2 separate regions of the Homo sapiens genome follow, and region 2 is linked to region 1. A link is a contact called in ENCODE Hi-C or POLR2A ChIA-PET data. All regions are on one chromosome and are shown on one strand. Each heading gives the region's core, a stretch centred on a gene start or an enhancer-like site at or near the end of the contact. The rest is flanking DNA. Distances are from core to core; before and after follow the strand shown.

What was found. Hi-C counts contacts between places; a loop is a spot of excess contacts on that map. ChIA-PET counts read pairs that join two places held with the same protein, here RNA polymerase II (POLR2A). Pooled maps may share reads with other maps.
Region 2: a loop to region 1 is called in a map of sigmoid colon, with 5 times the contacts of the local background. The contact joins the promoter of ZBTB7C-AS1 here to the promoter of CTIF in region 1. A Hi-C loop is called at or near these places in 4 of 168 maps with a recorded cell type or tissue (CD8-positive, alpha-beta T cell, ascending aorta, gastrocnemius medialis and 1 more) and 14 of 50 pooled maps. POLR2A ChIA-PET finds 5 or more read pairs at or near these places in 1 of 52 experiments (WTC11).

Annotation. Positions count from the first base shown.
Region 1 is chr18:48,537,781-48,540,772 of GRCh38, reverse strand. CTIF (cap binding complex dependent translation initiation factor) reads right to left here and starts at 1,742. Exons shown (of 12, transcript NM_014772.3): 1 at 1,461-1,742. RefSeq lists silencers at 177-266, 697-1,056, 1,557-1,636.
Region 2 is chr18:48,161,128-48,164,119 of GRCh38, reverse strand. It overlaps ZBTB7C-AS1 (ZBTB7C antisense RNA 1), which reads right to left and starts at 1,404. Exons shown (of 5, transcript XR_001753437.2): 1 at 1,240-1,404. The region is part of intron 3 of ZBTB7C (zinc finger and BTB domain containing 7C); the gene reads left to right. RefSeq lists a silencer at 2,285-2,484.

The sequences.
Region 1 (2,992 bases), core at 493-2,992:
TTGTCCCCACTACGCCGCGGTCTGCGGTCCCCGCCCCCCACACACACCGGAGCCGTGTGTACACACAAACAGCCGGGCGGGGGAGGCGACGCCTCACTCCTCGGGGTGGAGACGCACGCGGCGCCGCCAGTCAGCCCTCCCCTCTACACGCCGCACACCCCGCGGTGCTCACACCCCCCAGCCCCAACCCTGAAAACTCCGCGGAACCAAACAGAGCCAACGCCGCCCAGATAACGGGCTCGGACCACCCCCCTCCCGATTGTCTTTTACCATCAATAGAGAAACACTCGGCTCAGGCGCGCGGTGTCCCGGACGCCCCCTCCGGCCACATCCAGGCACCGGCACGCGGCCCTCCGAGGCCCCAGACCTTCGCCGCAGCCCAAGCCATCGCCCCCCCGCCCGCCCTCCCCCATGACCGGCGCCCGGGACAGTTACCTGCTCGTCGTCCTGATGAACCCGAGCCGGAGCCCACCCCACGGCCTCTCGGGTCACTCGCCACCCAGAGGTGGCTTTTCAGAGCCTGTCAAGTGAACCCCTCTCCGCCGGGCGTATCTATTCCCCAGGCCCGATTGCACCGCAGCGACAGGAATAATAAAAAAAGCCAACAGAACCACAACCGTTGGGAATAACCAAAGGGGAGACCGCAACGGGTCCACCGATTTGGTTTCTTCCTCTGCTCCCATCCCCCGCTCCCCCCGCGGCCCGCGGGCTCACCGGGGACGCAGGGAGGGGGCTGCGCCCTGTCTAGACGACAGCCATCCACAGACATCCCCGAGCCCGCGGGGACGGGCGCGCACACTCACACACGCCCGCTGCCACAGACACAATCAGTCACCGGGGAAGGGAGGGGCGGCGTGGCGACACACTCTCGGGGTCCCTCCCGCAGCCCCGAGTGCCGCAGCCCCCGGCCCCCAAACGCCACCCCGAGACGGGCTCCCTACCTCGGCGGAGCGCGGTCTGAACAGCTGCAAGTTTGGCTGATACTAAACCAACTGCTCGATGCAGCAAATGCGGGCTTCAAAACAAAAGGGAGAGGAATCGCGCTCGCTCTTTTCCTCCTCCCAGGTCGGAACCCGGCACATGACAGCGGCTACACCGCGCAGCTCCAAAGCGAGCCGGGCTCCAGCCGTGCGTCCCCCAAGAGCCCCCCTTGGCGCCGGAGCTCCAGGGCCACGACACCCCGCGGGGCGGGGAACCCGGCAGGGAATGGGACAAACCCAGGGAGGGGGCGACACTGTGGAGTGCAGTTCCCCACCGAGGGGGAGGAGGGGATGGTAGATGGGTGCGGACACCCCGCTGGCCCAGGAGCAGGGATGGGGGGAAGGGGGCTGATTGTTTGGGGCGGTTTTCCCGGATTTATCTATAAGCACGCCCACGTCACGCAGCCCTCCTCCCGGGTCCCCGAATCGATCAGCAAGCTGAGATGACTATAAGAGGAGGACGGGCGAGGAGATGCTCACCTCGGGGTTCCTCTGGCCGCCGCGCCAAGCCCGAGTCGGGGGTGGGGGAAGGGGGCAGGGAAGGGGAAGGGAGGGACGAGGCTCCGGAGAGCCGACTCCTGCCTCGAGTTCGGAGCGTCCCAGCTGCGGAGGGGATCGGGCGCCCCAGCGCACAGACCCAGCAGAGAGGGGAGGGAGGGAGGGAAGGGAAACAGGGAGGGAGGGGCGGGTAGGGGGGAGGGAGTAGAGGAAGGAAAAAAAATGATCCCTGATCTGACACAGGGAAAGAGAATGTAGGAGAGTGACGTTCAGGCCCCGCCCTCCCCTCCGGCCACGTGCAAAGACTTGAAAGGAAAGAGGGCGGCTGGAGGCCTGCTGGGTAATGTAGTTCGCCTTTCTTTTCCAGGATGGCGGGCCCTGGAGAGCAGGGTGGCCCCAGGACGCTCGGGATGTCGCCTTAGCTGCCAAGACAGCCCAGTCTAGCGACGCCAAAACCCGCCGCCCAGCGACCCCACGGCGCTGGCGCAGCCCTGGGTGGGGGCCTCTGCGGTGGGAGAACTGGGGGCTTAGGCGCAGTCCAGGCTTACAGGGAAACGTTGGTTTTAGAGTCCGAAAGGCTTTAAGGATGAGAACGTCCGTGCCGAAAGTGCAAAGTCTGTGCTAATGGCAGATGAAAAGGAGCTTTGTGTATGCACTGGGGGGCCCAAGTGGCGTGATTAATGCTGCACTAAATGCCACCGTCGGTTATTGAGATGCATATGTTATAATTAACATTTGAGCATCTCTGTGTCGGGGGCTGGCTGTTGTAATTAGATACGCACTTTGCAACCAATTAATTTTCCTTCGGCCAAGCTAAGGGCTGGGACGGGGTGGTTGGGAGAATTCAACGTAGTGGATAATTCAGTAATGACTTAACCAGATCACCAATGTTTTGGTTAAAACTGAGCTTGGCACAGAGAGGCCTTCAGGAGAAATACTGAATAAAATACTGTATGCCCCAACAGGGAAGGGGGCTAGAAATTCATTAGAGGAACTGTGTGATGCAGTATAAACTGCTGTAGAAACCCATTTATTCATTAGTTTATATTCACATTTAGTGAGCACTTTCCACAGACCAGGTGTGTCTAGGAATGCCAAAACAGGTAAGACTCACAGTCTCTGCGCTCAAGGAGCTCAGTCCAGTATTAGGGACTACAGTCAATGAAAGTATTATACAAGGGATAAGTCAGCGCTTAACACAAAGTGCTGTGAAATTCCCCCCACCACACAACCTGGAGCAGCCAACTGGATGGAGGGTGGGTGGGGTCTGGGAGAGGGTCAGGAAGACTTCCTGGAGGAAGTGATACTTGAGCAAAGAATTTCTAAGTTTTTTTTTCTTTTTTTTTTTTTTTGGAGACTGAGTCTCTCTTTGTTGCCCTGGCTGGAGTGCAGTGGCGTGATCTTGGCTCACTGCAAGCTCTGCCTCCCTGGTTCATGCCATTCTCCTGCCTCAGCCTCCCAAGTAGCTGGGACTTCAGGCGCCCGCCACCACACCTGGCCAATTTTTTTTTTTT
Region 2 (2,992 bases), core at 155-2,654, 380 kb after region 1:
TCAATTAATTTAATTTGATTTGGTTTTATGTACTTGGAGTTGGTGCCTCTTGAACTCAGTATGAAAATTATTGCAGAATAAAAATGCATATTAGTACTCAGAGCCCACTGTCCTTGGACTCTTCGTGGAGCCTGCAGTGCTGATCACAAAGGCAAATCCCCTCTGACCTGGCAGGAGCCTCCGCCAACTGTCCACCTAGTTAACCCCCTCCAGCTCCAGACAGTGCTTATGGCAGCTCCTGGGCTGTTTGGAGTGTTCTTCTCACTTCCCAAAGCACTTTCTTATCTGGTAGTGAAGCTAAGGCATTTCCATTTTGCATTCGTGAAATGGACTCAAAGAGACTTTGGATGGCCTTGGTCACTAGCTTACTGGTTTTTTTGTTGTCCCTCTTAATGAAACTAATTGAAGCAATATGGTGCAGTGGATTGAAAGGCAGCTCTGCCTCTCAAGAGACACATGAATTTGGGCAAGTCCTTTCACTTCTCTGGGCTTTCTTTGTCTGTAAGAGGGCTGGACATCTGCTTGAAAGGCTGATTCCAGCTGTCAGAATCACACAATCAGTGGGACAGCTGGTCTTCCTGAGCTACTTTGGGGAGCCTGTCCCACTGTTAAGCCCCACTCCATTTCCATTTCATCCAAGAGGGCTCCCAGCCAGTTCATGGAATGGGTGATGGGATTGAAGATGGGCCCTGCACTCTCCAGGAGTGGCTTCTCCCCCACATTGCTACGGATCAGAGCAAATGTTGCTTTCAAGAAGGGAGGAGCTCAGGGGCCTAGAAAGCATCTGACCAGCCCACTATTTTACAGATGAGGGAACCCAGCTTCAGAGTCACACAGCCACTGTCCAGGGCCATGCTCATGCCCAGCCACATTCACAGTTATTATAAAGGGGGGAGATTTTGCTCAGGGCTCATTTTCCAACTGTCCTTTTCATTCTTTTCTCCTGTCAGGATGGGAGAGAGATGGCCAAGCCATCTTTGGGGCCTCTCCAATAAAGCAGATGCTGACATCAGTCATTCCAGCGCCCCTACATCCCTTCTCAGGCCCAGTAGCTGCCGCTTCACTGAGGACCAACGGGCCCCATTCGGAAACATCCCCCACCAGTGCCTGACATCCCACCCTTAGCAGTTTCATTCTCCTAGACAGGAGGGCCTGCCCTCCCTCAGCCCTTCCTACTGACTGCATGCTGAGCATGAACGTTCATCCTCCTCAGTGACATTTTTCTCCCATAGGTCTTACCTGCCCAGAGCTCTTCTGTAGCAGAAACTGAGCCTGTCCTCTCCATCCTGCGTCTCTTATTTACTGAGAGGCACTATTGTGTGCTGAGAACTGCCCTGGGCACTCCCTGTACATTATCTCATTGAATCCAGCATTGGCCCCGGAAGATGGGCATTACGGTCCCTATTTTCCTGTGGGGGAACTTCAGCTCAGAGAGGAGACAGAATTTTACAAGGTCACACACAGCTATGAAGTGACAGGGCCAGGATTCAACCCCACATCTAACTCCAAGACTCTTGGACCATACCATGTGATCTCCCTCGTGCATAGGAGGTGCTTAACAGATCCTTAATGACCATGTAGCCAATACATCCCTCTGCCAAACCCCAAATGTGGGGGAAGAGGTAATAATAGTAACAACTGTCTATGAAGTCCCTATTATGTGCCAGGCACCAAACCGCAGCACTCAGTGAGGTGAATACTATTACTATCTCAATTTTACAGATGCAACAACTGAGGCATAGAGAAGTCACTTGCCCAAGGTCACCCAGCAGGTAGGTGAGCTGGGCTTCAGTGCGGCCCTGCCTCTGAGGTGGAGTCCCTGCCTCCACTGTTGCTGGATCCTCCTTTAGCTCCCCGTGGCTCTGTTTCCGGTAGAAGGTAGAAGGCTGCAGGGAAGGAGGCTGGGGCCAGGGGTGGTGTTTGCGCCTCGGGGACGCCTGCAGCTGGCACTGCCCTCCACCCAGCTGATAACTACAGCCGGGTCTGGCACGAAGCCCTGCCTGGAGGTGGGCGGCCTGCGGCGGCGGGGGGTCTGGCTCTGCGTTCGCCCCTCTCAGCCCCGCCTCGCCCCCTGCGGGGTCAGTGCGGGTCCCGCCCGCCCGGGCAGGCGCCGGCCTCTCAGGCGGTAACCGGGTAACCGTGGGCAGGGGCGGTGCCGCGCCGGGCCGCGGCCTCCCGGGGAGGCGGGCGGGTGGGGAGGTCGAGCTGGAGCGATGTGAGAATGCGGAGGAGAGGCCCGGGAAACAGGCTGCGGCCGCGGGGAGGGGCGCCCGGGAGGAGGGCGATGGCTCCCGCAGGAGGAGAGAGAGGCCGCGGGGGCGCAGAGTGGAGGGAGAGGGCGGGGCGCCCGGGAAGGGGCGGGGATAGAGGAGGGGCCTCCGGAGCGGGGCGGGGCTGGGGCGGGGCGCCCGGGCCGGGCCGGGCCGGGCAGCCGAGTGAACGCTGCAGGAAGGGGGCTGCGGGCAGGCACGGAGTCCGGGGCGCTTGTGGCCGGGCGGAGCGGCTGTGGTTGCTTCATGTCCCGGATTCTGCTTTCTCAGAGGTCAGGCGAGTGGGGCCGGCAGGGAGAGAAAGGTGGGCGAACCAGTCTGAACAGGCCGGGCAACTGGAGGAGCGTGGGCCCGGCGAACTGGGGTGCTGCCCAGCACCCTCTACCCTCACCACGCTCGGGAATTTTTCGTGAATCCGCCCCGTTGGTTTTACAGTTTCCTCTCATCCCGGCCCCACCCTGTCTCCTGACCCGCCCTCCCTTCCTCCCCTCTCTGAGCTGGCTCTTCCAAGGGATCGGTTAGCCAAAGGGAGGCACCAGCTCTTTCCCTGGACTCTCCCACTCCCAGCCCTCCTGGAGAACTCAAATCTTGCACGTGCTCTTTCTCTTTCCCTGCCCCCGTCCCCCAGGCCCTCTGGGTCTTGGTGAAGGAGACCTTGAGTCAGCCCAGGAGGCCCTCCCTCCCCCACAGCCCCCTTTAGGGTCCCTTCTGGGTCCCCCCCA